Linked DNA regions of Homo sapiens: all the other regions are linked to region 4. The links are chromatin loops, found by intact Hi-C in ENCODE. Cell type or tissue: mammary epithelial cell. All regions are shown on one strand. Each heading gives the region's core, and the rest is flanking DNA. Links, peaks and the distances in the headings are about the cores only.

Region 1 (5,884 bases), core at 465-5,464, 330 kb after region 4:
GGGTCCTTTCTACCTCAGCATCAATCAGCCCACTTTCCATTTGCCAGCATCTGTAACCATTTACCTGTACAAATAGCCCAAGTAAGTGCAAGATAACTAATTCCCTGGCACAGTCTCCAGCAACGACTGACACCACCTGACACGTCAAACACAATCTGCCAGACGTTCCCAGCAGAAATGAGCCACATAGCAGTCAGTAGCCTGACAGCTCACACTCATAGTATTGACCACCTTCTCATCCCTGTTTCATTTCCTCACTGTCCTAGTAGTGTACCCAGGGATTGCCTTCCAAATAAGCCACTTGCAATTGAATTCTGATTACAAGGACTCCCTCTGGGTAGCCCGATCTAGACAGTCATCTTTATGGAGAATGTAATTTCTGTGGAATCACAAAAGTTGAAGAGGAATCAATGAGGTGACATAGGGGAAGGGAATTCCAAAACAGGGAGTCTGGGCCAAGACACGTGGGTGTGAATAAGTGTCAAGTTCCATATGAGGTGGGATGACCCTGGAGTTTCAGAGGTTTCAAACACTGAGCTCCAGCTCAAAAGCTATCTAACTGGGCCCACCATGGAATTTGCCAAGTATCCAAAGGTGTTGAGGACTGGGGACTGCTGGGAGATCTAACCTCATGCCAAAAGCATGAAACCAGACTGCACGGGTTAAAAGCCTGGTTCTTCCACTTATAAGCTGTGCGATTTTGTAGTACTTGCCTCTCTGTGGTTCAATTTCTTCATCTGTAAAATGGAGACAGTAATAGTAACTACTAAGCAGTTATGTGATGCTATAATAAATTATTGAATGTTATGTTCATTGTAAGGTGACGTTATTATTATTAGCTAGTTTTTGTTTGTGATTCTCTCAGCGATCTCTGAAAGGCACATCACGTGGGGAAGGAGACTCAGTCCTTGCTCACCAGGACCTCATGGACTAGTGGGGGACAGAAATACACACACAAGTAAGAAAGACCATGAGAGGAGGAGGATAAATGCCTATAGTGAATATAAAAGTGCTGTAGGAGACCAAAATCAAAAGGTTCACACCTGGTTACATGGATCAGAGAAGGATTTATAGAAAAGGTTTATGTAGACCTGAACTTGGGAAGCATGTTATATTTGAAGAGGCAAAGATCTATGGTGGATGGGGAGCTACAGTGCACTTTCCAGAAGGGCAAATTCATATAAGCTTGGACAGGATGTGTCTGAGAACGTCAAGGAAGTCCAGCTTCTCTAGAGGCCAAGCCACATGATGGGCAAAAGCTGAAGGGAAGCCACAGAGGGCAGGTTTCCAGGGCTTCATGTGGCAGGGGATGTGGCTTTCAGAACATTTGAGAACCAGAGAAACAGAATCTAAGGGTGCAGACCAGTGGACCAGTGAGGACATCACTGTGGATGTCCAGACCAGACCTATCTAGAAAGGATCCAGCAATGTGGGAGATGAGAAATAAAATAAGTCTTCTCTTTTATTGATTTCAAAATAGTTCTGAGAATAGAAGGCAGGTTATCATACTCTTCTATCGTGTTACAAAGCCAATTGCCACCTTATTTTTCTGTATAAAATATAGAATCAGAATGACTGTATAATCACACGAGGTTGATAAAGGGCAGAACACAATGTCCAATGCAGAGTAACTGCTGACACCTGGCAGTGACAGTGAAAATGATGATGGTGATGATGACGGTATTGTGGAGATGGAGATGGTGATCGTGGTGAAGATGCTAATGATGATGCTATAGCAGCAGTGGTGATTGTGGTGATGATGATAGTAATGGTGGTGATAGTGACGGTGATGATGGGGATTGTAGTGGTCACGTTGCTGATAATGGTCATAGCGTGATGATGGTAGTGATGATGGTGGTGATAATGTTGGTGATGGTGGTGGTAGTGGTTATGATGTGGCAAAAGTGAGAATGGTGACAGCAGTGGCAGTAATGGTGATGGCGGTGATGATAATGGAGAAGGTGATGCTGACGATAATGATGATGGCGGTGAAAGCGGTGGTGATTATGGTGATGATGATGGTAATGAAGATAGTGATGTGGTGATGATGGTGGTTATGGTGGTCATGTTGATACTGGTAATGGTAGTCATGATGATGATGGTGTTACGGATGAGGATTACCATGGTGATTGTGGTGGTGATGGTGATGGCAATGGTGGTGGTGATGGTAGTGATGGTGGTGATGGTAATGGTGGTGGTTGTGGTGATAGTGGTGATGGTGATGTTAGTAGTAATAGTGATGGCAATGGCAATAGTGTTGATAATGATGGTGATGGTGGTGATGGTAATGGTGGTTGACAGTGATGGTACTAGTGGTGATGGGGGTGTTGATGATAATGGGGATAATGGTGCTTATGTTGCTGAGTATGTTAATGGTGAGGTTGGTGGAGATAGTGATGGTGACACTAGTGATGATGTTTACAACAGTGGTGATAACAGTGATGCTGATGGGACAGTGGTGATTGTGGTGATGATAATGATGATTGCTTGGATGGAGATGGTGGTGATATTATGTTTTATGGGAGAGGATGAAGCTATTTGGAGCGGAATGTAAGCACCAGGCCTGAGCAGGTACCAGTAAGAGAGTTCCACTGTCTAGAGATTTATCAGATCGGGACTAAGGTGAATCTTCTCCCTAGACACCTCATCGTGGATGGAAAACTGTGTCTGTCACAAATGGATCACGTGTCCCTGTTAACCACAAGAACAAAAGTAGATTTTCCCTGGCATTCACACCTCTGACCTCCAGAAGGGACCATGAGCAAGAAGGAGATGGGAGATGGGTAGCTTTAGTAAAGGGGGAGGGGAGGAAGAGGGCCAACAGTAATAACAGCGGAAGAGGGAAGAGTGAAAGAGAGGAAAGAAACCAGTCTTGTCCACAGAGGTGTCCACATGTTCATCACCCACCCTGAGAGAGTCCTTGTCTTCTGAGAGGGTCCGTTCTGGGCCTGTCCAGCAGGGCCGTGGGGACAGCTGCAGGAAAAGGAGGCTATGCCATCTACTGGCCATTGCTCTGATCAATAAAACCCTGCACACCCCTGTAGCCCAGAGCAGCAAGAACAGAGCCAAGCAGAGGGGCCTCTGCAGAACCCATACAGCACTCAGGGAGTGTTTAGTTAGTAGAGCTTCTTCCTTCAATGCAGATCCTATGTCGACCCCAGGGCCACCTTCAGAGCCTGCTCCCCAGGGTGAAGCTGGAGTAAAAGGCACCTGAGGGGCTGGTCATCCATGGGTGAATGCTGCCCTCTATTGGTCATTGTGGTGAAGTGGAGGATGCCGGGATTTACAGGGCAGGTGGCTGGGGGCACAGGAATTGCCCTGTAGCTTTGTGGTTTATCTGCCACCTTGGAGGATTCTCTTCATGATCTCTTCATCTTCACATGTCATATTTCAACATATTGTCACCTTCTTTATCGTGGGGTAGGAAGACTGCCGCTCTGCGAGACTCTTCCCACCTTAGTTCCTGTCAGAAGCCCTCCATCTCTCAGAGGTCAGCCACCCACCCTCTCTGCGAAATCTGACACAGCCCAGGATCTCTCTCAGACACCTTCCAAGCCATGGGTTATAGACTCTGGGTTCCTGTAATCCATGCTTTTTTAGATTAAGAATTGCTAATGTTAATTTTCCAAATATGGTTGGCAAAGATTAAAATTGACTATCACTAATTCATAATGGAAAACCATGTGGTACTGCCCCAAATGAAGTCCATGATCAAAATTGAGAGGTGCCCTCCCCTGCACTCTCGTAAAACCTGAACCTCTAAGCTGGATCCACGGGGTGGCATTTGAGATCCACAGTCCTACATGCATAACGCCCCAACACTCTATGAGGACGGCTCTGGATTCCTCCCCAAAGCCCCAGCCCTGACAATCTGCTCATCCTCACCTCTGCCTTGGCTGAGTAACCATCCTGTGACTTACTCAGGCCTGGGCTGGAGTTCTGTTCTTTCCTCCTCACTGCGCCCTCAACCCAGCCCTCAGCAAGTCCTGCCCCGCCACCTCTCATAGGCATCCTGAGTCTCCTGTGCTCCAACTCCCGGCCACGGCACAGGCCCAGGTCACTGTCCTCTCTTTCCTGAGCAACTGCAATGTCCTCCTGACTGTTCTCCACCCTCCCATTCTCACCAACTAGAAGCCTGTTCCTTCCCTGTGGCCATGCCAGCCTTCTAATAATATAAAAGGTGTCTTGTCATGTCCTGGTAAAAGCTTTCAAAGGCTTCTCATTTCACTTGGAGTAAAATAGAAATTCTTCAGCACGGTGTGCAAGGCATGGCAGGAATTGATATCTGCTCATCCACCAAACCCAGTCTGCTTACCTCTCCTGCCAGCCGGTTCCTCACTCAATTCAGGAGCTTCCACAGGTTAGGATCATTTCCAGCTAGGGGTCGGTTTATGATTTTCTTTGCATTAAACACCATTCTTGCTGGCTTTCTGCAGCTGGCTCTTTCTCCTCCTTAAAAGTCTAGCTCACATGTTATTTCCTCAAATCGCTCCTTCCTGATCATTCTCTGCAGTTAGAATTTGGCTTGGCCACCAGTTCGTTTAAGGCAATATTGTATCCATCTCATTCTCTGTAATGTGTCTGTGCTTCTCACAATCTGTGGAATGTGGAGGACACTCAGTGTGCATACTGGATGAACATGCCTTTATGGGTGTGTCAGAGACTTTCCCAGTGTGGATAAGATGATTTCATATGGATACCTTGCTAGCAGCCCCATGAGGTGACAATGACTCTAAGACGACTTGTTAGAACTGCCATTTCAATGGCTAGAGTTTTAATTACTTTTGGATCTTTTGAAAAACAGTAAAATCTTAAAAGGAAATATCAAAATGCAACTGGGGAAGGATAAGAAATGACCCTGGGGAGGGTGGCAGGAAGCACAAGCTGTCCCAGAGGAAGAGTCCTGGAAACCAGCCAGCAGAGCCCCCACCAGCAATACTGTCAGCCTTTCTCCAGGGCTTCTCTGTGCCGACCAATTTGGCAAGAACCTCTTACACATCATCATTTTGTTCTTCACTTATTCCCAAAACATAGAGAGATTCTTTTTCTGATGAGAAGATAATTCCTAGCACACAACAGGCACACCATAACCTTATTTTGACTGAATGCGTGGAGGCATCCCACGTCCACTCTTAAGGAGAGGAGATCGCTGGAGAGTTCCAAGATTCCAGGCAGAGCTCAGCAGTGTTGAGATCACAGTGTGGGGTCTGACACTTTTTGTTGCAGTTTCCTTGTCTGAAAAATGTGGAAAACATATTTTATAAAGATTGCTGGAGAATCCATTCATTCGCTCAACTAATTCCTTACTGAGTCCAGTGCTAGGGCTGAGACCACAGCATTGAGCAAGTAGACAGTGTGCCATGTGCATGGAACAAAGGAAGCAGAGAGGCACAGGCATGGCAGCTGATAGACATCCCCTTCTTTCCTTCTAGGCCTGTGATTCTCACCAGAAGAGGGTGCCTTGGAGTAGGTTGAGCCCACTGGAAGGAAGCACAGGAGGTAAAGTGAGTGCATCTTCAATGTGATGCTACCCTAGGAAAATGCCATGGTGCTGCTGAACTACGACAGTGATAACAAATGCTGCAGTGGGAACCCAGAGACCTCAGAGAAGAGCGATGAGGGCTTCCGGGGGAACACAAGAGCTGTTGAATGGAGTGAGCCATCAGGGGACCCGTAGTGGGCAGCTCTCAGGCTCCTGAGGGATTGGTGCCTTGTTCAGGTGCATGCACACACACAATCTCAAACACACATACACAGTCTCATGCAATAGTGTACTACTACAGAGAAAACCTGCTGTATAAATATTTCTCAGTAATGAATTTCCGCAAAAGCATGAAACTCTTTATGTTCATGGAAAATTCTAGAAAAACTCCTTGCAGGGTGC
Region 2 (5,884 bases), core at 378-5,377, 110 kb after region 4:
TCAGTGAATGTTCGGTGTAGAATTTTGGGTGGTAGACAGGCAAGTGGAAATCAGATGAGAGAATATGGCATTGGAGAATACAGAGAAGGACACCAAACCCACAGAGAGGGCTGGGGGAGAAGGACAAGCTGCCCACATCCCTTGATTGGTTCTCACTGCCTCAGAACTTACCAGCCCACATTCCAATTCCCAGCATCCCCACAAATTTACCTGTGCAAACATTTGAGAAAGAATTATGTGAGCCTGGACAGTTCTGTGTCTGGAGAACATCAGAGTCCAGTTACCCTAGAGGCCGGGCTATGTCATGGGCAAAAGCAAGAGTGCAGCCACAGACAGCAAGATGCCAATGCTTCATGTGGCAGGGGATATGGGTTTCTAAACATTTTAGAACCAGAGAAACAAAATCTGAGGGTGGAGACCAGCAAAGCAGTGAAGACTTCACAGTGGATGTCCACATCAGACCTCTGTAGGGAAGATCCAGCAATGTGGGAGCTGAGAAATAAAGTGAGTCTTCTCTTTCATTGATTGTAGATAGTTCTGAGAAGAGAAAGCAGATTCTCACACCCTTCTATCATGTTTCAAAGCCAATTACCACCTTTTTTCTATAAAATATAGAATTAGCATGACTATGTAATCACATGAGGTTTATAAAGGGTGTGGCACAATGTCCAATGCAGAACAGCTACTGACAGACACCTGGCAGTGATGCTGAAGATGATGATGGAGATGAGAATGGTATGCTGGAGATGAAAATGGTGATGGTGATGATGGTTTTGAAGGTGATGATGATGGTATGGTGGTAATGCTGGTAATGGTAATGATGGTGATGGTGTTGATGATGATAGCGGTGCTCATGATGAGTATAATGATGGTGAGTATACTGATGGTGATGGTGGTAGTGGTGATGGTGATGTTGATGACAGCAGTAATGTTGGTATTGATAATGGTGATGTGATTGTGATAATAGTGATGATGGTGGTGGTGGTGGTGGTTATAATGGTGGTGATGATGGTAGCTCTTGTAATGATAATAGTGGTGATGGTAATAGTGGTGAAGTTGGTGATAGTGATGGTAGTAATAGTGGTGGTGGTGATGGTGATGACGGCAGAGACGGTCGTATTGATAATGATGATGATGGTGGTGATGATAGTGATGATGATGGTGATAATGGTGATGGTGGTAAAGATGGTAGTGATGGTGGGGATTATGGTGGTACTGGTTTTGATGGTGATGGTCTTGGTGGTGGCAGTAATGGTGACGGTGATGATAATAGTGATGGTGATGGTAGTGATGATTATGGTGAGGGTGGTGATGATGGTGATGACCATGATGTTGAGGTTATGGTGATGGTGATCATGGTGGTGATGGTGATGGTGATGATGCTGGTGATGATGATGGTGATCATGGGGGTGGTATCAATGGTGATAGTGGTAAAGATAATGGTGATGGTGGTAGTGATGATTGTGGGGATGGTGGAGGTGATGCTGGTGATAGTGATGGTGGTTATGGAAGTGGCAATAGTTGTGAAGATTATGGTGATATTGATGATATAGTGGTGATGGTGGTGATATGATATTTGATGTGAAAAGATAAAGCTCTTTGATGCAGAATATAAGCACGAGGCCAGAGCAGGTATCATTAAGGGTTTTCCTCTGTTTGCAGGCTCATCAGATCTGGACTCAGGTGAAACTTGTCCTCAGACACCTTGCCTTGGATGGGAAACTGTTTTTCATTAATGGATCATGTGTTCTTCTTAACCACAGCAGCAAACGTGGTTTTTCCATGGTATTCACGCCTCCAACTGACTAAGATGACCATGAAAAAGAAGGAGATGGGTAGTTTGAGAAAGGGGCAGGGAGCAAGAGAGACAGCACCAGGAAAGGGGTGAGGAGGCAGAGTGGAAGAGAAGATAGAAACCAGACTTGTCCACAGGGTGTCCACACGTTCATTGTCACCTGCCTTCAGAATGTCCCTGTCTTCTGAGAGAGTCACTTCTGGGCCTGTCTCTCCTTTCTGGAAAGATCCAGCAGGGGCCCTGGGGAGAGCTGCAGGAACAGGAGGCTGTGCCATCTACTGGCCATTGCTCTGTTCAATAAAACCCCACATGCCCAGGTAGCCCAGGGCAGCGAGGACAGAACCAAGCCGACGGGCCTCTGCAGAACCCGTACGGCACTCAGGGAGTGCTTAGTTTGCAAAACCCCTTTCTCCAAGGCAGATGCTATGACAACCCCAGGGTTACCTTCAGAGACTGCTCCCCAGGGTGAGGCTCGAGTAGAGGCACCCGAAGGGCTGGTCATCCGTGGGTGAATGCTTCCCTCTGGTGGTCACTGTGGTGAAGTGGAGCATGCAGAACCCAGAGGTTCTCTGCAACCTCATGAACTGAGCAGGAGTTACAGGGCAGGTGGCTGCAGGCACAGGAATTGCCCTGTAGCTTTGTGGTTTATCTGCCACATCTGGGCATTCTCTTTGTGATGTGTTCATCTTCACAAGTGATGTTTCAGCATATCGTCCCCTCCTTTATCATGGGGTGAGGAGGTTGCCAACTCTGCAAGCCTCTTCCCACTTAGTTCCCCTCAGACACACTCCATCTCTCAGGGCCCAAAAGCTCACCATTCCTGCCAACTCTGACACAGCTCAGGCATCATTCTCAGATACATTCAATGCCATGAATGGCAGACTTAGCTGGGCATAGTGGCACGCACCTGTAGTCCCAGCTACTCAGGAGGCTGAGGAAGAATCACTTGAACCCAGGACGCTGAGGAAGAATCACTTGAACCCAGAAGGCGGAGGTTGCAGTGAGCCAAGATCGTGCCACTGCACTGAAGCCTGGTGATAGAGTGAGACTCCATTTAAAAAAAAAAAAGGCTAATGTTTTCTTTTTCCAAATATGACTGGCAAATAGGTACTTAAAACATTTTATAATAAAAAGCCATTGTGGTGCCATATTCATAATGAAGTCCATCAGCAAAAGGAAGAAGACCCTCCCCTGCACTCTAATGAAATCTGGCCCCTCTAGGCTGGGCACAGGGGTTGACATTTTAGATCCACAGTCTGGCATGTATGATGTCCCAAGAATCTCCTGAGGACAGCTCTCGGTTCCTTCCTGAGAGGTGACCATCTGCTCATCCTCATGTCTCCTCTAGTTCAGTAATTTTCATGGCACGTGCTCAGACCAGGGCTGGAGTTCTGTTCTTTCCTCCCCACTATGCCCTCACCCCAGCCCTCAGCAAGTCCTGTCTCGCTGCCTCTCACAGACATCCTGAGTCTCCTGTGCTCCACCTCCCGACCACTGCACGGGCCCAGGTCACTGTCCTCCCTTTCCTGGGTGACTGCAATGTCCTCCTGACTGTTCTCCACCCTCCCATTCTCACCGACTAGAAGCCTGTTCCTTCCTTGAGGCCATGCCAGCCTTCTAATAACATATAAGGTGTCATGTCATAGTCCCGGTAAAACCTTTCAAAGGCTTCTCATTAGAGTTGGAATAAAGTATATTCAGCATGATGCATATGGCCTGGCAGGAACTGACATCTGCTCATCCCCAGACCCAGTCTCTGTATCTCTCCTGCCTGCTGGTCCTTGATGATCAATTCAGGAGCTTCCACAGGTTAAGATCATTTTCTCCTCAGGGTAAGTTCATGCTGCTTTTTGGCCAGAAAATCCCCACCCTTGGGTTTCTGCAGCTGGCTGCTTCTCCTCCTGCAGAGTGCAGCTCCCATGTCACATCCCCAGAGTGGTCTTTCCAGGTCACTCTTTCTAGGTTAGGATATCATTTGGCTACAAGCTGGGTAGAGGCAATACTGTATTCGTCCCATTATCTGTAAAGTGCCTATGAACAATCCCTGGACCATAGAAGACTCTGAATATACATATTGGATGAAATGCCTTTATGGACGTATCAGAGACTTTCTCAGTGGCAATGAGATAATGTCATGTGAACATCTTACCGGCAGCATCTGTGAGGTTGTGTTAACTCTACAACTATTTGTTATAACTATCATTTCAATGGCAAGAGTTAAGATGACCTTTGGATCTTTTGAAAAATGACAAAAGCTTGGGATCAAATATCAAAATGCAACTAGGGAAGGATAAGAAATCACCCTAGGGAGGGTGGCAGGAAGCACAGGGTGTCCCAGAGACAGTGTCCTGGAACCCAGCCAGCAGAGCTTCCACCAGCAACACTGTCACCCTTTCTCCAGGGCTTCTCTGTGCCGAGCAGTTCAGTAAGGACCTGGTATGCATTGTCATTTTGTTCTTCACATATCTGCAAATAGAGAAGTGTACTCTTGCTGATGAGAAAATAATTCTTGACATACAGCAGGCACACCATACCTCTCTTTTGACTGAACGCACACATGTATCCAAGGTCCTCCCTTACGGAGAAGACATCACTGGAGAGCTCCAAGATCCCAGACAGGGCTCAGCTATGATGACATCACAGTGTGGGGTCCTGTGCACTTGCATCAGACTCTGCCTTGACACTTTTTGTTGCAGGTTCCTCATCTGCAAAATATGGAAACACATTTCATAAAGATTGTTGGAGGATCCATTAATTCACTCAACTAATTCCTTACTGAACCCTGTGCTAGGGCTGGGACCACAGCATTGAGCAAGTAGACAGTGTGCCCGTGTCTAGAACACAGGAAGCACATAGAGAGGCACAGATATGGTTGATAAAAAGCTTTTACTTTCCTTCCTGGCCTGGGAGTCTCATGAATAGAGGATGCCTTGGAGTAGGGTGTGATCAAAGGTAGACAGCAGAGGAGGTAAAGTGGGACCATCTCCAGTGCATTGCTACCCTAGGAAGAATCTACAGTGTTGCTGAGCTCCTGACAATGATAACAAATACTGCAGGGCAAACTCAGAGACCCTAGAGAAGGGCAATGGGGTGCTCTAGGGGGATGCAGGAGCTGCTGAATGGGGATAAGCCAGGCTCATCATGGGACCAGTAGTGGGCAGCTGGACAGCTTTCAGACTCCTGAGGAGGGATTGATGCCTGGCCATTTGTCCAAGTACATGCATACACACAGTCACACACAAATACACACAGTTTCACACACAGAGAGAATAACACACATACACAGAGTCTCTCACACACACACATAGAATCACACACCCAATCACACACATACATGCAGTCACACACACATGGTCTTGTACAAAGGTGGATTACTATGAAGGAAACCTGCTGAATAAGTATTTTCCTGCATTGAATTTCCTTAAAAGCACAAAACTATGTTCATGGCAAAATCTGGAAGAGCTAGATGCAGACTGAAACAGATCTAAAACTGCATTTTGCAAACTGCTGCACGCAGCACAAATGCAGCTGTAAAAGTTAATGTGCGCTCCTAACTACATTTTTAAAAATTCCTTCAACAAACATTGAAATTATTTTGTATACCAAAGCCTCCTTTTGGAACTATCAATGCACATTATAATATTCATTAAAACTCATAAAATGCCTGCAGTAAGCCACCTGATTTTTTATCTTCAAACTTTAATCAATTATTCTGAAATTCCTACACTTTGATTTTTGAGGGGAATGGCTAACACCTATCAGCTACCTTCAGAAAGAGTGTCCTGTGGAAATAAATTAAGAAACATTCATCTGTAATATTGTTTCACTTTCTGTAAATTCTAGTATTGAGGAAGTTAAGTAAATATAGCCATCCATTGGTATCCATGAGGGATTGGTTCCAGGACCTCCCTCTTATACCAAAATCCATGGATACTGAAGTCCCTCATATAAAATGGTGTAACATGCATATAACCCATGCACATCCTCCTGTATACTGTAAATCATCTCTAGGTTACTCATAATTCCTCAGACAATGTAAATGCTATGTGCATACTTGTTATGCTGTATAGCTTAGGGAACAATGGCAAG
Region 3 (5,884 bases), core at 244-5,243, 59 kb after region 4:
GTTCTCAGCTACATTGCTATTGGTGTGTAGAAACTCCAATGATTTCTGTACATTAATTTTGTATCTTGAAACTTTTTACCAAATTTAACAAATCTAAGAGATTTTTGGTGAAGTATTTAGGGTTTTCTAGATATAAGAACATATCATCAGTGAACAAGGGTAATTTCACTTCCTCTTTTCCCATTAGGATGCCTTTCTTGACTTGTTCCAGTTGGTAGAGTGAATGAATTCAACTTTCCCCCATTAAATATGATGTTGACTATGAGTTTGTCATTTATGGCCTTTATTATGTTGAGGGATGTTCTTTCTATGTCTAGTTTGTTAACAGTTTTTTTGTCATGAGTGATGCTGAACTTTTATCAAATGCTTTTTCTGCCTCTATGATATGATCATGATTTCGTTGTTAATTTTGTTTATGGGATCATGTATTTTGTTAATCAGAGGAATAAAAGCAGATTTTTTCCCCTGGAATTCATGCCTCTGACCCCTAGATATTACCATGAACAAGAAGGAGATGGGTAGCTTCAGAAAAGAGGGAGGGAAGGAAGAGAAAGAATGCCAAAAAAGGGGTGAGAGGAGAAAGAGTGGAAGAGAGGACAGAAACCAGGCTTGGCTATAGTGTCACAGGATATTTACAGTGTCACTTTGCCAACTGGAAACTTCTGTGCCTCGTGACACCTCTACTCAGGTTTTGCTTGCACCCACTGGGCTCATTCCACCCACTTGGTCTGTCAGGCTGTGCTCAGCTCACACTGTGGCCCAGATTCCACACCTGCCAAGGGTGAGCCAGGTGCAGAGTGGTCAGGGGTGTGTAAGCAAATGAGCATTGGGTCAGGCCACTGTGCAGAGCCAGACATGTTGACTGCAGTGGGGCAGGCAGCTCCAGTTGCTGGCATAGGCACTGGCTCTGTGTGGGGCTTTGGCTGGACCAGACGTACTGCAAGTGGCTTCCACTGCAGGCACCAGCATCTGGACAAGGGGAATGTGGTGGCACCTGAAAGCTTGGAGATGCCAGGAACCACAGAGCCCCAAACAGGGTGTTAAAGCATATCACAGCCCTGGCTCCCAGAATGGCCACAGCTTTTCTCTCCTCATCACCACAGTGTGGTGAGTTGGGGGGTGTTTCAGCCCTTACAGCTCTTGCAGTCTCGCCATTTGGCAGGTCCTGAGTTCCTGTCCCACGTCCAGGAGGAATGGGGTATGCGTACAAGTGGAGGGTGAGCAAGGTGGAGAGGCGCTTCATTGAGTGACAGAACAGCTCTCAGGAGACCCAAGATGGGTAGTTCCTTTCTGCAAGCAGGTCAGCCCCAGGAGTGTCCAGCTCTCAGTGGAAAGGAGAACCATGGTGTATAGCTCCTTTCCACAAACAGGTTGTCCCAAGGAGTTGAGGAGACCTGAAGTGGGTAGCTCCTTCCCACAGCTGGTAGTCCTGATGTCTGGCTGAGTCTGGCTGAGTCTGGGGTTTTTATAGGCTCCGAATGAAGGAAGTGTGTGCTGATTGGTCCATGGGCAGGTGCAAAAAAAGTACCATAAGTTTTCACTCTGGACCACGGCTTCCACCCAGAACTGACACCCTGGTTCCAAGGCTTCAGGCTGTCCCTGGCTTGAAGGTGGGAATTCACCAGGTATCCACCCCTTTCTGTCCAGGAACCTGTCTGCCTCCCACCATCAACATGCCGTCCATGGTGCCCAGGCTGTTCATATTGAACAGTGCCTGCAAGCCCATGCTGAGCTGCACTCAGCCCCCACCAGCAGCCCTCCCATGCTAGTCAGCTCCCACAGTCCAGAGGGGGCTGAAGTGGCAGAGGGCTGGCCACTCCAGCACTGACAGCACTGCCCCAAGTGCACAAACACCCAGCTGGGTCATGACCGCTCCCAGGCTCAGCTACAACTTTGCTCTGCTGCAGAGCAGGTGCCAGGAGCAGGGACAGGCCAGGTAGCAGGAGCAGGCACTTCTGAACCTGTCAGGGCTGGGGACTTTCTGGGCCCTGAGAGCACAGGGATGCCCAGGTCTGGAGCTGCAGCTGGGTGACCACAGCTATGCCTGGGAGCATGGGGCTCCCACCTGTTCCTGGCCCCCACCAGCTCTGGGGAGCATGCAGCCCCAGCCACACCTCTCCTGCTGCAGCTGGCATCCTCACAGTAGCTGCTCTAGATGGGCCACTGTCACCATCAATAGGGGTATCCACACTTTCATTGTCACCTGCCTTGTGAAGGTCTAGCAGGGGCAGTGGGGAGAGCTGCAGAAATAGGAGGTTGTACCATCCACTGTCAATTGCTCTAATCAATAAAACCCTGCATGCCCAGGCAGCCTAGAGTAGCAAGGATAGAGCCAAGCAGAGGGAACTCTGCAGAACCCAGAACAGCACTAGGGAAGTATTTAGTTTGCAAAGCTTGTTCCTCCAAGGCAGACCCTATGTCAACCCCAGGACTACCTTCAGAGCCTGCTCTCTAGCATGAGGTTGGAGTAGCTGGTGCCCGAGAGGCTGGTCATCCGTGGGTGAATGCTTCCCTCTGGTGGTAACTATGGTGAAGTGGAGGATGCACGCTCCACCTTGCAGAGGTTCTCTGCAAACTCATGAACTGAGCAGAATTTACAGGGCAGGTGGCTGTGGGAGCAGGAATTGCCCTTTAGCTTTGTGGTTTATCTGCCACCTTGGAGGATTTTCTTCTTGTCTTTATCTTTGCATTTGATATTTCAGCATATCATTCTCTCCTTTATTATGTGGGAGGGGGTTGCCCACTCTGCAAGCCTCTTCCCTCCTTAGTTCCCCTGACACCCTCCATCTCTCAGGGCCCAGTGGCTCACCCTTCCCTGCCAACTCTGGCACAGCCCAAGGGTTCTTCTCAGACACCTTCCATGCCACAAGTTGCAGACTGTAGGTTCCTGTAGTCCGTGGTATTTGAGACTAATAATTGCAAATATTTTGATTTTCCAAATATGATTGGCAAAGGAAAAGTTCTACGATCACTATTCCATAATAGAAAGTCATTTTGGTGCCACCCAAAATGAGGCATTGTGAAAATGAAGGATGCCCTGCCCTGCACTCTAGTGAAACCTGACCCCTAGGCTGGATATGAAACTAGCCCAATTGTCCCATAAAACTTGTATTTATGGTTTCTTTTGAATGAACATAGAAATTGGCCCTCTGCCTCTTAAAACTTGAGAAACTTACATTTGTCTTATCTGAGTTCCTTAAGAAACGCACCTTCAGCATCAAGGAACGGAAACTCACCAGATCACCATTCCAGACAATGAGATGCCAGATTCCTCAACCATCATGACTTCTGCTCACCAATTCCTCTTCCTTGACCCTCCCCAATTCCTGTTTTCCTGCAAGTAGTTACATTTCTTCTCTACTATATAAACCCCTTATTTTAGTGGGTAAGAACAATGATTTGAGACTGGCCTCCCATCTCCTCTGCTGTGGCACCCAATGAAAGCCCTCTCCCTGGCAATGCTGGTTGTCTCCATGTTTGACTTTCTGTGCAAGGAGTAACGGAACTTAGATGGAACCCCCTGCATTTTGGTACCAGATTTTGGTTTCCTCACCAGGAAAGTGTTGCTCATGGCTCGGCTATGTGGGGAAGGAGACTTTTGGAAGATTCCCTAAGCTGCTGCCCATCTACTTTTGGCTGGAGGTGGGTTTCAGTCTCCATATGGCCCCACCGCTCCTCGCCCCAATCGGGTTTCTGACTGCCTAGGAAGAACAGCCTTTGAAATCTGACATCTGTGTCCAGATGGGTGAGTGTCTTTTTGGGCCCAGAGAGTGGGATCTGATCCCTCAATTTGGGAAATTCTAAGGGAATTTCCATTTGCAGGTTGGATAAGCGCAACCAACGTAAAGAGGAAAACCGTCTGGCTGTTTCTGTTTAAACATTCTTGAGGCTTGTTTGTTACTGCAACAATTGAATTGTGTTTCGGTGATTGTTCGTATGTGTGTGTTCATATAATCATGGGAAACCAAATTTGATAAACTGATAATCTTTTGTAATACTGTTGGGAATCTGGAGTTTGCTGTTGAATGGGAATGTGGGATGGAGTTGTGTGTAATCAGGCTTTATGTTGCTGTTTTTTGGGCCTGCTTAGTATATGATGTTCTTCCGGGGTGTTGCTTGGCCCAGTATTCTTTACAGTCCGGAGAAGTTTGGTCTTTAAAAAATCAAACTGCCGTGGAAATGAGTTTACCCTAAATTTTGATTCTGAGCCTTCGTTGGATTACCTATGGGGTAAAAAAGCTTTAGACATGTGAACAGAACAGTGTTATAAACCAGTGAGTTTGTATTACTACTTCATGGCTAGATTACTGAGGTAAAACCTATTGGATCTTGTGTGTGTTTTTGTGTGTACATGATTAGATGTGTTTGTGTCTATGTACCTTTTTAATGTTATATATTATATCTGCTAAATTTGCTTATGAATAAAAGAGCACTCATAAATTAATTAAATAAGACTATATAATTTTTAAGTTCATATAACTTAGGTAGATCTTTAATAAACAACCTGGCTTTAAAATTATTTGTAAAATTAAAACAGATACGTTTTCAGAATGGTCAACATACATTTTTGTCTGGGTTTTGCATTTGTCTCTACTAGATATTTTGAGGTGTCAGGGTTTGGCACACAAAGTTATAAAACTATGAACCCAGCAAAAACAAAATGATCCTTGTTCATGTGATTTTTTTGATGAAGAAGACTAATTTAGTGTTGGTTTAATAAAGACAGCTGGATCTTCTGAGTTATTGGTGAAAATATCCATATGTTAAACTTTAAGGTTCTTAGGTGGATACCAGATATTCACAAACTATATAAAAAGTGGTCGGGTTGGGCACTGTGGCTCACACCTGTAATCCCAGCACTTTGGGAGGCTGAGGTAGGTGGATCACAAGGTAAAGAGTTCGAGACCAGCCTGGCCAGCATGGTGAAACCCCGTCTCTACTAAAAATACAAAAATTAGCCAGGTGTGGTGGTGGGCACCTGTAGTCCCAGCTACTCGGGAGGCTGAGGCAGGAGAATAGCTTGAACCCAGGAGGCAGAGGTTGCAGTGAGCCGAGATCGCGCCACTGCACTCCAGGCTGGGCAACAGAGTGAGACTCTGTCTCAAGAACAAAAAAAAAAGTGGTTGACGGCCGGACACGGTGGCTCACGCCTGTAATCCCAGCACTTTGGGAGGCCAATGTGGGCAGTTCACAAGCTCAGGAAATCCAGATCATCCTGGCTAACACGGTGAAACTCCATATCTACTAAAAATACAAAAAATTAGCCAGGCGTGGTGGCACGCACGTCTAGTTCCATCTACTCGGGAGGCTGAGGCAGGAGAATCGCTTGAATCCAGGAGGTGGAGCTTGCAGTGAGCCAAGATTGTGCCACTGCACTCCAGCCTGGGCAACAGAGCAAGACTCCGTCTAAAAAAAAAAAAAAGTGGTTGACAAGGAAATAAGTTGAAATGATGACTAGCTTTGTTTAATGTCTCAGTTTTCAGAAGGAGTCTAGATAACCTTTTTAAAAATGAAAAAACTGAGTACATATAAATGAGATAAATGCTTGTAGGTGAACTTTTTGTGTAGTTTAAAATGTTAAAGTGATTTTGGGTTAAGTAACAGAAGCTCCTTGGATGTCTGGTCATTTCCAATTAAGAAAGGTTTATGATATGGGGAAACATGTTTTTAAAAATTGTGAAATGGCTGTTATCTATAAAATGCCAATATCTGAAAGGCAGTTTAGGATTTCTTGCTTCCTAGGTTTTCACTAAGATTTAAGGTTAGTAAGAATAAGAATTGTAGTTAATATATAATTTTGCATATAAAATGTGCCAAAGCCTTACTGAAAAAAAGAGTAATTTTGTCTAATTCAAAAGTTAAGTCATGTGTAATTTCTTCCTGT
Region 4 (5,884 bases), core at 436-5,435:
AACTTGGTATTTCTCCAAGCTGTGACTACGTGGCTTCTCTTTGATTCTCCCCCTCTTCCCCACAGTAGGTCAGCTGGGAGCATAGCGACATGCAGTTCCCACTGTGTGATGAGCATCTATCTGCTCAGGGGCTGGACTGTGCGGTTGGGAGATCTTCATCCATGCCCATCTCATGCCTTGACATTCTCAGTTCAGAGGATGGAAGGGCACTCGACTGCCCGCACACTCTGCCTCACAGAGGACTTGCATATGGACACACCTTCAGCACCTCGCATGCCCCACAGGGGGCTCCTCTGCCCATGCCATCATGCTTTGTTTCCGGTGGCCTCTGGATGGATATATTGAGAGAAGCACTCATACAAGGAGAAGATTCTGTCTTGCTTCTGCTATCTTAGCTTCATGGCCTCTGAGGTCAGGCCAGGCCGTGGGACCGGGACCCTGGGCCCACCTGCCTTATTCTGCAAGTTCACAGACTGTGTTCAGTGAGGCAGAACATAAATAGGTCACCAAAAGTTCTTTTAATCTAATTCTGTCAGACTTTTCCAAATTTTTGGAAATAAACGGTTCATCAATGTTGGTCTTTACTTTTGTTCTTGTTTAAATCTGATTCCTAGCAGGAATTCAAAGGAAAATGACTTCAAGGATCATGGTTTAGTGCGAAACAGAAAACCAAATACCGCATGTTCTCACTTATAAGTGGGAGATAAACAATGGGTATTCATGGCATATGTTAGCAACAATAGACACTGGAGGCTCCAAAAGTGGAGAGGGAAGGGAGAAGGGCTGGAAAGCTACCTATTGAGTACCATGTTCTCTACTTGGGTGATGGGTTAAATCAAAGCCCAAACCTCAGCCTTACATCAAAAATCCGTATGTGTACCCTTTGAAGCTAAAATAGAATTAAACAAGCCCAGAGCGATGGCTCATGCCTTTAATCCCAGCACTTTGGGAGGCTGAGGTGGGTGGATCACTTGAGGCCAGGAGTTCGAGACCAGCCTGGCCAACACGGTGAAACCGCATCTCTATTAAAAATACAAAAATTAGCTGAGTGTCGTGGCGCTTGCCTATGATCCCAGCTACTCGGGAGGCTGAGGCAGGAGAATCGTTTGAACCCGGGAGGCCGAGGCTGCAGTGAACCAAGATCGCACCACTGCACTCCAGCCTGGGTGACAGAGCGAGACTCTGTCTCCAAAACAAAACAAAACAAAACAAAACAAAAACAAAAAAAAAAAGAGAGAAAGAAAAATAAATAAATAAATAAAGTCTTTAATTTTTTATTTTAAAAGCAGACCACAGTTTAGCATCCTGAGAAATCCAATAACCATGAAAACCTCCCTACTTTGCTACAGTCTGAGGACACTCCCCAGCACTGAAGCAGAATGTCATAAGGACCTCAAGCCTGCTGTTTTCTTCTGTCTCCCATCCCAGCTCATAGTGGAGAAATCTAAATGTGGTACTTCTGTTGGTAACTTGCTGATTACCCCTGGATGCCAAGGTAGGGGGCTGTCTTCTGATTCTTGCTCAGGTAGCACACAGGTATGCTTGACCATTGACTACTCTTACAGGACAGCAACAATATTCCTGGTCTTTCTAGACCAAGGAGGTCAGCATTCATGTCACCTCTTCCTCATTGTTTAATAAGGATTTTTACATGCTTCTTATCAGCTATAAATGTGCTCCAGGGCTCAGTAACATCAACTCAAGTCATGAAGCAGAATTCCCCTGCTTAGCATTATATTGTTTGCTGCCGGAGAAATGAAATGATGGCTAAGATCCCCCGCCTGGAATTGCTTGCTATTGGGAAAGGAAGATTCAAGTTGTTACAACCTAAATAAAGTAAAATATGTGTTATAAATTACAAGCCACACTCTAGAATTTACAAAGAGCACTTCACAGTGCATGCCTGCCTATGTGTAAGCCTGCTGTGCTTCTTGGTATCTCTTCAGATAATTCTCACACAGCCCTGATAAAGTTCTATGGATGCAAGTGATTTCATCTTTCCATATGCAAAATCCAATTTGAACTTGGGAAGGAAAAAAATGAAACACCTTAATAACAGAGATTTATGACATTTTTAACCTGAGAAAGATTAACTTTTTCTATCATTTATAATTCAGCTCCCCTAGCAACCTTATTTACAAGCCAGATCCATGTTCCCTTACGCAGCTGGCTCAATTATACAGCAGCATGAAAAATCATCTGGGCAGAGAGTATTAGCTTAAACAGAAATTTGTCTTCCACACTGGAGTATAAGCCGAATTCTGTGATAAAACACATTACCTTCGTTCTTTAATTTTTCAAAGAAGAAATGAGATGACTCTGTCAGGAGGCTGAGGAGGGGAGTCTCACTTCATTCCAGGATTGGCAACAACAGCACAGAATTCATTCCCAACGGTACCTGCTAGAGATGAGCAAATGTCTATCAACGTAAATTTTTTAAAGAAGAAAAATGCCAACCAAAGAGAGAAAATGGAAAAAGGTAAAGCACGGTGTTAGTGTCCTAAGGTGGCCAGCAGGGGGCAGCATTTCCCGTGTAAATAATTCACGAGTGCCATTTCAGAACAATGCATAGTGATTATTTTTAATTACATTAATTTCTCCTTTAATATTAATAATTAATATTAAATATTAATATTAAATATTAATGTTAAATATTAAATATTAATATTAAATATTAATATTAAATATTAATGTTAAATATTAATATTAATATTAAATATCGATATTTAATATTAATATTAAATATCAACATTAATAGTTAATATTAAATATCAATATTAATATTTAACATTAAATATTACTGTTTAATGTTAAATATTAATATTAATAATTAATAACATTTTGTTATTAATAATTAATAACATTTTGTCTTCCTCTAAGCGCCTGGCTCCGCTGTTCTCAGGAGTGGGTTCTGAAGTCTCTGGAGAACAGGATACGTGGAGGGTTAGGAAGGGGCCAGGCCTAGAGATGGGAGACTCCCTCCTGGAGCAGGTGGAGGCACAGGACCATTCGCTACCCCATCTGCCGGCACCTGCGGGGAAGCCCAGGCATTCTTTGTAAGCCCTCCTGACCACCTGGCTCAAAGAAAACAGAAGCATGGAGGCCGCCAAGTGTTTTCAAGAAATAACCCCATGAACACGGCATCACTTTTTTAGAAAGAGGGGTTTGGGGCAGGCAGAGGAGAGAAGGGAGAGCAAACTGAGAGCCAAGTTTCCAGACAATCTTGCAGGAGGAGAGGATGCAGCTGCCCAGAGGGAAGCAGGATCACATTTAAGGAAGTGTGTGGGGTCCCTGGATGACACCAGCACCCAGTGCGGCTCTGTCGGGCAACCGCTCCCAAGGTGGGAGGAGTGGGTGTCCCCTGTGTGTCAGTGGGCAACTCCTGCTGAACCCGCAGCTCACTAGGGAGCCTGACAGTGGGGCCATGCACCTGACACTCCTCTCTGCTTGTGGACCTGGCAAGGCAGGGAGCAGAAAACAGAGCCACTTGAAGGCTTTCTGTCTGCGTCTGTGTGCAGTGTGGATTTAGTTGTGCTTTTTTCTTGCTGGGAGAGCACGGCCACCATTTACAAGCAGTGTCACCCTCGTGGGTGGCGAGGACAGAACAGGAGCCTCTGCTCTCTGTACCTATCTGGGCCCGGTGGGCTCCCCTGTCCTGGCTTCCATCTGTCTCAGCGACCATTCAGCCGTGGGCAGGAACGCATGTTGCTTAGAAAAGCCAAATCCAGCCCTTGTCTCTGCCTCCTCTGGTCTCATGATGTGCATCTGTTACCTTGAAACTGGAAACCAGTCTATCAATGTCTGTGCCAATTTTTTATTCCCTCCCCAACCTCCTTCCCCATACGACTTTTTATTTATGTAGGATGTGTGCTGTCTAATGATGGGATGACCACACTTTTCCATGTTCTAAAAGTGCTCCTCTCCCGCAGGGTCCCAGGGCTGGTGGTTGCTTTGGGTCTACAGCTACGTCTTACCCACCTCCTGCCTCAAAAGCCTGTGTGGTGGCAAAGCCGGTGTGGGGCTGGGGAACGCAGCGTTCTCCAGGAGGGGGACCCGGCTCTCCTTCTGCAATGCAGGCGAAGGCCTAGATGCCAGTGTGACCTCCCACAAGGCGTGGCTTCCAGACTCCCCGGCTGGAAGTGATGCTTTTTTGCCTCGGGCCCTGGGTTTGAAGCAGCCTGGCTTTCTCTTGGTAAGTGGCTGGTGTCTTAGCAGCTGCAATCTGAGCTCAGCCACCTACACACCACCGTGGCCGACACTTTCATTAAAAAGTTTCCTGAGACGACTTGCTTGCATGTTGATTTCATGATCAGCGCCGCTGGGAAGGACCCCTGAGCCAGTGGGGTGGGGCTGGAAGCAGCAGGTGCAGTGATGGGGCTGGGTGCCCAGGAGGCCTCAGTGCTCAATCAGGCCAAGGTGGCCAAGCCCAGGCTGCAGGGAAGGCCGGCCTGGGGGTGTGGGTGAGCACAGGCAGGCGCCAGCTGGGCAGTGTTAGGATGCTGGAGCAGCATCCGTAACTCCACTGAGTGGGGTAGTCTGGTTGGGGCAGGGACCGCTGTTGCTTTGGCAGAGAGAGATGATCCCCACTGGGGAGAGGCTGTTCTGACTCTACAGGTGGGACAGGGACAGATGGCCACCAGGGTGACCCAGCTGATCTTCCTTTGCTATGCTAAGCCCTGGGACATGGAGGATTCCCGCCACACACAGCCTGGGCCCGGGTTCTTACCTGTGGCCACCGCTCTGGCATGAGCCCCTCAGTCTTGGGTGGTTTCTGCCTGGTCCGGGATTTGGTGTTGCTGCTGAGTCCAGCCTTTCCACCACCTCCACATGGGCCGTGGGTGTTGTCAGCTGCCTCCCGCCTTGGCTTCAGTAGCTCACCCAGCTTACAGGGGAGCTGCCCTGGGCTGGAGATGGGCACGCACCCTGGGTCCTACTTGAATGAATGCAGCTTGAGGAGACCCGGCCATATCCACTGGGCCACAGGTTACCCTCGGCAATGCCCACATCAGCCGTCAGCCTGAGCCTCCCCAGGAGAGCAAGGCTCACACGACAAAGGCTGCCCATAGCCAATGAGGTGGCTGAGCTTTCTCGGACCTTTCTCGGACTCCCAGGATGTGGCTCTGCTTGTGAGCTGCCTGGTCAGCTCTCTCGGGGTGAGAGGGGCTTGTCACATGGGCCCCTGCCTGCAGTGTGACCCTTCTCAGCTTCTCTCAGCAGCCCTGCCTGCAGAGTGTCACCGCCACCATGATAATTTCCCTGACACTGCGAGGGTGGGGGGACGTCCTGGGTAGAGACCGGGCCCGTGGCAGCAGCAGGCTCAGGGGCGCCCTGCACTGGTGGGCTGGGAACCTGATGGAGACCATGCCAAGGGCTGGACAAGGGGACGAGCCTCCACCCTGGCCTCTCCGCAGGCCTCAGCAGCCCCTCCCACAGGCAGAAGGGTTGACACTGGGTTCTGCCCTCACTGCAAGAGCTGCAAGTGCCACGTGGTGTCCTGCCCAATCTGGTGTCTGCAGGTGAGGAAAGGGCTGCCGCTGGCCTGTTTCTGAGTGTTCAGCACCTAAGGGTGACAGCACTGTCTGTCCCTACCCTCCGGGTCCTGTTTGAAAATCAAACCCATGCTCACAGGCCGATTTTTTTTCTTTTAGAGACAGGGTCTCAGTTTGTCACCCAAGCTGGAGTGCAGTGGTGCGATTATAGCTCAATGCAGCCTCCAATTCCCGGACTCAAGGGACCTTCCTGCCTCAGCCTGCCAAGTAGCTTGGACTATAGCTGTGTGTTTTATTATTATTTTGTAGACATGGGGTCTGGCTATGTTGTCCAGGCTATTCTCAAAATTCCCGGCCTCAAGCAATCCTCCCGCCTCAGCCTCTCAAAGGTTGGG
Region 5 (5,884 bases), core at 405-5,404, 200 kb after region 4:
AGGAGAGATGACCCTGGAGTTTCAGGGGTTTCAAACACTGAGCTCCAGGTCAAAGGCTATCAAACTGGGCCCACCATGGAATTTGCCAAGTATCCAAAGGTGTTGAGGACTGGGGACTGCTGGGACATCTAACCTCATGCCAAAAGCATGAAACCAGACTGCATGGGTTAAAAGCCTGGTTCTTCCACTTATAAGCTGTGTGACTTTGTAATACTTGCCTCTCTGTGGTTCAATTTCTTCATCTGTAAAATGGAGACAGTAATAGTAACTACTAAGCAGTTATGTGATGCTATAATAAATTATTGAATTATGTTCATTGTAAGGTGACATTATTATTAGCTAGTTTTGGTTTGTGATTCTGTCAGTGATCTCTGAAAGGCACATCACATGGGGAAGGAGACTCAGTCCTTGCTCTCCAAGACCTCAGGGAATGGTTGGGGACAGAAATAGACATACAAGTAAGAAAGACCATGAGAGGAGGATGATAAATGCCTACAGTGAACATAAAAGTGCTGTAGGAGACCAAAATCAAAAGGTTCACACCTGGCTACACGGATCAGAGAAGGATTTATAGAAAAGGTTTGTGTAGACCTGAACTTTGGAAGCATGTTATATTTGAAGAGGCAAAGATCTAGGGTGGGTGGGGAGCTACAGGTGCCCTTTCCAGAAGGGCAAATTCATATAAGCTTGGACAGGATGTGTCTGAGCACATCAAGGAAGTCCAGCTTCTCTAAAGGCCAAGCTATGTGATGGGGAAAAGCTGGAAGGCAGCCACAGAGGGCAAGTTTCCAGGACCTCATGTGGCAGGGGATATGGCTTTCAGAACATTTGAGGACCAGAGAAATGGAATCTAAGGGTGGAGACCAGTGGACTAGTGAGGACTTCACTGTGGATGTCCAGACCAGACCTATCTAGACAGCATCCAGCAATGTGGGAGATGAAAAATAAAATAAGTCTTCTTTTTTATTGATTTCAAACTAGTTCTGAGACTAGAAGGCAGTTATAATGTTACAAAGCCAATTACCACCTTCTTTTTCTGTATAAAATATAGAATCAGAGTGACTGTATAATCACAAGAGGTTGATAAAGGGCATAACACAATATCCAATGCAGAGTAACTGCTGACACCTGGCAGTGACAGTGAAAATGATGATGGTGATGATGACAGTATTGTGGAGATGGAGATGGTGATGGTGGTGAAGATGCTGATGATGATGCTATAGCAGCAGTGGTGATTCTGGTGATGATGATAGTAATGGTGGTGATAGTGATGGTGATGATGGGGATTGTAGTGGTCATGTTGGTGATAATGGTCATAGCATGGTGATGGTAGTGATGATGGTGGTGATAATGTTGGTGATGGTGGTGATAGTGGTTATGATGTGGCAAAAGTGGGGATGGTGATGGTGGTGGCAGTAATGGTGCTGGCGGTGATGATAACGGAGATGATGGTGCTGATGATAGTGATGATGGTGGTGAGAGTGGCGGTGATTATGGTGATGATGGTAATGAAGACAGTGATGTGGTGATGATGGTGGTTATGGTGGTCATGTTGATATTGGTAATGGTAGTCATGATGATGATGGTGTTACTGATGAGGATTACCATGGTGATTGTGGTGGTAATGGTGATGGCAATGGTGTTGGTGATGGTAGTGATGATGATGGTGATGGTAATGGTGGTGGTTGTGGTGATAGTGGTGATGGTGATGTTAGTAGTAATACTGATGGCAATGGCAATGGTGTTGATAATGATGGTGATGGTGGTTGATAGTGATAGTAATAGTGGTGATGGGGTGTTGATGATAATGGGGATAAATGTGCTGATGGTACTGAGAGTGATGATGGTGATGTTGGAGATAATAATGGTGACACTAGAGATGATGTTTACAACAGTGGTGGTAACGGTGATGGTGATGGGACAGTGGTGATTGTCATGATGATAATGGTGATGGCTTGGATGGAGATGGTGGTGATATTATGTTTTATGAGAGAGGATGAATCTGTTTGGAGCAGAATGTAAGCACCAGGCCTGACCAGGTACCAGTAAGAGAGTTCTACTCTCTAGAGATTTATCAGGTCGGTACACAGGTAAATCTTCTCCTTAGACTCCTCATCTTTGATGGAAAACTGTGTCTGTCACAAATGGATCACGTGTCCCTATTTTTTTTTTTTTTTTTTTTTTTTTTTTGAGACGGAGTCCCTCTCTTTAGCCCAGGCCGGATTGCAGTGGCATAATCTCGGCTCACTGCAAGCTCCGCCTCCCAGGTTCACGCCATTCTCCTGCCTCAGCCTCCTGAGTAGCTGGGACTACAGGCGCCCGCCACCGCGCCCGGCTAATTTTTTGTATTTTTAGTAGAGACGGGGTTTCACCGTGTTAGCCAAGATGGTCTCGATCTCCTGACCTTGTGATCCGCCCGCCTCGGCCTCCCAAAGTGCTGGGATTACAGGCGTGAGCCACCGCGCCCAGCCACGTGTCCCTATTAACCGCAGGAACAAAAGTAGATTTTCCCTGGCATTCATACCTCTGACCTCCAGAAGGGACCATGAGCAAGAAGGAGATGGGAGATGGGTAGCTTTAGTAAATGGGGAGAGGAGGAAGAGAGTGAACAGGGAGATAAGCGGAAGGGGGAAGAGTGAAAGAGAGGAAAGAAACCAGACTTGTCCCCAGAGTTGTCCACATGTTCATCACCCACCCTGAGAGAGTCCTTGTCTTCTGAGAGGGTCCATTCTGGGCCTGTCCAGCAGGGGCTGTGGGGACAGCTGCAGGAACAGGAGGCTATGCCATCTACTGGCCATGGCTCTGAGCAATAAAACCCTGCACACCCAGGTAACCCAGAGCAGCAAGGACAGAGCCAAGCAGAGGGGCCTCTGCAGAACCCATACAGCACTCAGGGAGTGTTTAGTTTGTAGAGCTTCTTCCTTCAAGGCAGACCCTATGTCGACCCCAGGGCCACCTGCAGAGCCTGCTCCCCAGGGTGAAGCTGGAGTAGAGGGACCTGAGGGACTGGACATCAGTGGGTGAGTGCTTCCCTCTGGTGGTCAGTGTGGTGAAGTGGAGGATGCAGGCCCCACCTTACAGAGGTTCTCTGCAAACTCATGAACCCAGCAGGATTTTTAGGTCAGGTGGCTGTGGGCAAAGGAATTGCCCTGTAGCTTTTGGTTTCTCTGCCGCCTTGCAAGATTCTCTTCATGATGTCTTCATCGTCACATGTCACATTTCAACATATTGTCCTCTTCTTTATCGTGAGGTTGGATGATTGCCACTCTGTGAGCCTCTTCCCACCTTAGTTCCCGTCAGATGCCCTCTGTCTCTCAGAAATCAGCCACCCACCCTGCCTGCCAACTCTGATACAGCCCAGGATCCCTCTCAGACACCTTCCAAGCCATGGGTTATAGACTCTGGGTTCCTGTAATCCATGCTTTTTTAGATTAAGAACTGCTAATGTTGATTTTCCAAATATGGTTGGCAAAGATTAAAATTGACTATCATTAATTCATAATGGAAAACCACGTGGCATTGCCCCAAATGAAGTCCATGATCAAAATTGAGAGATTCCCTCCCCTGCAAGCTCGTAAAACCTGAACCTCCAGGCTGGATCCAGGGAGTAGCATTTGAGATCCACACTCCTACATGCATGACATCCCAAGCCTCTGTGGGAACAGCTCTGGATTCCTCTCCAAAGCGCCAGCCCTGACAATCTGCTCATCCTCACCTCTGCCTTGGCTGAGTAACCAACCTGTGACTTACTCAGGCCTGGGCTGGAATTCTGTTCTTTCCTCCTCACTGCGCCCTCTACCCAGCCCTTAGCAAGTCCTGCCCCGCCACCTCTCATAGGCATCCTGAGTCTCCTGTGCTCCACCTCCCAGCCACTGCACAGACACAGGCCACTATCCTCTCCTTCCTGAGGAACTGCAATGTCCTCCTGACTGTTCTCCACCCTCCCATTCTCACCGACTAGAAGCCTGTTCCTTCCCTGTGGTCACGCCAGCCTTCTAACAATACAAAAGGTGTACTGTCATGTCCTGGTAAAACCTTTCAAAGGCTTCTCATTTCACTTGGAGTAAAACAGAAATTCTTCAGCACGGTGTGAAAGGTGTGGCAGGAATTGATATCTGCTCATCCACCAAACCCAGTCTGCTTACCTCTCCTGCCGGCCGGTCCCTCACTCAATTCAGGAGCTTCCACAGGTTAGGATCATTTCCAGCTAGGGATCGGTTTATGATTTTCTTTGCATTAAACACCCCTCTTGTTGGCTTTCTGCAGCTGGCTCTTTCGCCTCCTTAAAAGTCTAGCTCACATGTTATTTCCTCAAATCGATCCTTCCTGATCCTTCTCTGCAGTTAGAATTTGGCTTGGCCACCAGTTTGTTGAAGGCAATATTGTATCCATCTCATTCTCTGTAATGTGTCTGTGCTTCTCACAATCTGTGGAATGTGGAGGACACTCAGTGTGCATACTGGATGAACATGCCTTTGTGGATGTTTCAGAGACTTTCCCACTGTGTATAAAATGATTCCATGTGGATAGCTTGCTGGCAGCCCCCATGAGGCCGTGATGACTCTAAGACGACTTGTTAGAACTGCCATTTCAATGGCTAGAGTTTTAATTACTTTTGGATCTTTTGAAAAATAGTGAAATCTTAGCAGGAAATATCAAAGTGCAAACGAGGAAGGATAAGAAATGACCCTGCGGAGGGTGGCAGGAAGCACAGGGTGTCCCAGAAGAAGAGTCCTGGAACCCAGCCAGCAGAGACCCCACCAACAACACTGTCACCCTTTCTCCAGGGCTTCTCTGTGCCAAGCAATTTGGCAAGAATCTCTTACACATCATCATTTTGTTCTTCACATATTCCCAAAATATAGAGAGATTCTTTTTCTGATGAGAAGATAATTCCTAGCATACAACAGGCACACCATAACCTTATTTTGAAGGAATGCGTACAGGTATCCTACATCCACTCTTAAGGAGAGGAGATCGCTGGAGAGTTCCAAGATTCCAGGCAGAGCTCAGCAGTGATGAGATCACAGTGTGGGGTCTGACACTTTTTGTTGCAGGTTCCTTGTCTGAAAAATGTGGAAAACACATTTTATAAAGATTGTTGGAGAATCCTTTCATTCACTCAACTAATTCCTTACTGAGTCCTGTGCTAGGGCTGAGACCACAGCATTGAGCAAGTAGACAGTGTTCCATGTGCATGGAACAAAGGAGGCAGAGAGGCAATGGCACGGCAGCTGATAGACACCCCCTTCTTTCCTTCTCAGCCTGTGATTCTCACTAGAAGAGGGTGCCTTGGAGTAGGTTGAGCCCACTGGTAGGAAGCACAGGAGGTAAAGTGAGTGCATCTCCAATGTGATGCTACCCTAGGAAAATGCCATGGTGCTGCTGAACTCGACAGTGATAACAAATGCTGCAGTGGGAACCCAGAGACCTCAGAAAACAGCAATGAGGGCTTCCAGGGGAACACAAGAGCTGCTGAATGGAGTGAGCCATCAGGGGACCCGTAGTGGGCAGCTCTCAGGCTCCTGAGGGATTGGTGCCTTGTTCAGGTGCATGCACACACACAATCTCAAACACACATACACAGTCTCATGCAATAGTGTACTACTACAGAGAAAACCAGCTGTATAAATATTTCTTAGTAATGAATTTCCTCAAAAGCATGAAATTCTTTATGTTCATGGAAAAATGTAGAAAAACTCCTTGCAGGGTGCAAAAGATCTAAAACAGTGTTTGCAAACTGTTGCACACAGCACAAATGTGGCTATGAGTTAATACATGCTCCTAATTACATTTTCAAAGATTCCTCGAAAAATACATTGAAATTATTCTGTATACAAAAGCCTCCATTCAGAGATAGCAATGCACATTAGAATATTCATTA

Evidence for each region. Hi-C counts contacts between places; a loop is a spot of excess contacts. Peaks named below come from ENCODE experiments on the same cell type or tissue, not always from the same donor. Only the 100,000 strongest peaks of a DNase experiment are listed, where the experiment ranks them.
Region 1: it touches region 4 in a loop (5-fold over the local background); 34 of 110 quality-filtered maps call a loop at or near these places.
Region 2: it touches region 4 in a loop (11-fold over the local background); 24 of 110 quality-filtered maps call a loop at or near these places.
Region 3: a loop joins it to region 4, with 4 times the contacts of the local background. A loop is called at or near these places in 59 of 110 quality-filtered maps.
Region 5: a loop joins it to region 4, with 5 times the contacts of the local background. A loop is called at or near these places in 9 of 110 quality-filtered maps.

Annotation. Positions count from the first base shown.
Region 1 is chr20:23,665,934-23,671,817 of GRCh38, reverse strand. It overlaps LOC107985383 (a long non-coding RNA gene), which reads right to left. Exons shown (of 5, transcript XR_001754712.2): 3 at 4,316-5,480. Among named protein-coding and RNA genes, the nearest start is that of CST4, 20 kb to the left of the region's middle. In mammary epithelial cell, for the core only: CTCF peaks have their summits at 3,250 (motif pointing left) and 5,440 (motif pointing right); no DNase peak of the experiment used is centred there.
Region 2 is chr20:23,886,320-23,892,203 of GRCh38, reverse strand. No RefSeq gene overlaps it. Among named protein-coding and RNA genes, the nearest start is that of CST5, 9.5 kb to the right of the region's middle. RefSeq lists an enhancer at 2,149-2,649. In mammary epithelial cell, for the core only: a CTCF peak has its summit at 2,333 (motif pointing left); a DNase peak (open chromatin) is centred at 2,313.
Region 3 is chr20:23,934,135-23,940,018 of GRCh38, reverse strand. No RefSeq gene overlaps it. Among named protein-coding and RNA genes, the nearest start is that of GGTLC1, 52 kb to the left of the region's middle. RefSeq lists an enhancer at 1,449-1,949. In mammary epithelial cell, for the core only: a CTCF peak has its summit at 2,515 (motif pointing left); no DNase peak of the experiment used is centred there.
Region 4 is chr20:23,992,970-23,998,853 of GRCh38, reverse strand. It overlaps LOC107985438 (a long non-coding RNA gene), which reads right to left and starts at 4,746. Exons shown (of 3, transcript XR_001754556.3): 1 at 4,727-4,746; 2 at 3,979-4,608; 3 at 2,297-2,398. RefSeq lists enhancers at 2,948-3,666, 4,387-5,106. In mammary epithelial cell, for the core only: a CTCF peak has its summit at 2,513 (motif pointing right); no DNase peak of the experiment used is centred there; H3K27me3 peaks cover 120 bases.
Region 5 is chr20:23,796,549-23,802,432 of GRCh38, reverse strand. No RefSeq gene overlaps it. Among named protein-coding and RNA genes, the nearest start is that of CST2, 27 kb to the left of the region's middle. RefSeq lists a silencer at 2,953-3,122. In mammary epithelial cell, for the core only: a CTCF peak has its summit at 3,050 (motif pointing left); no DNase peak of the experiment used is centred there; H3K27me3 peaks cover 177 bases.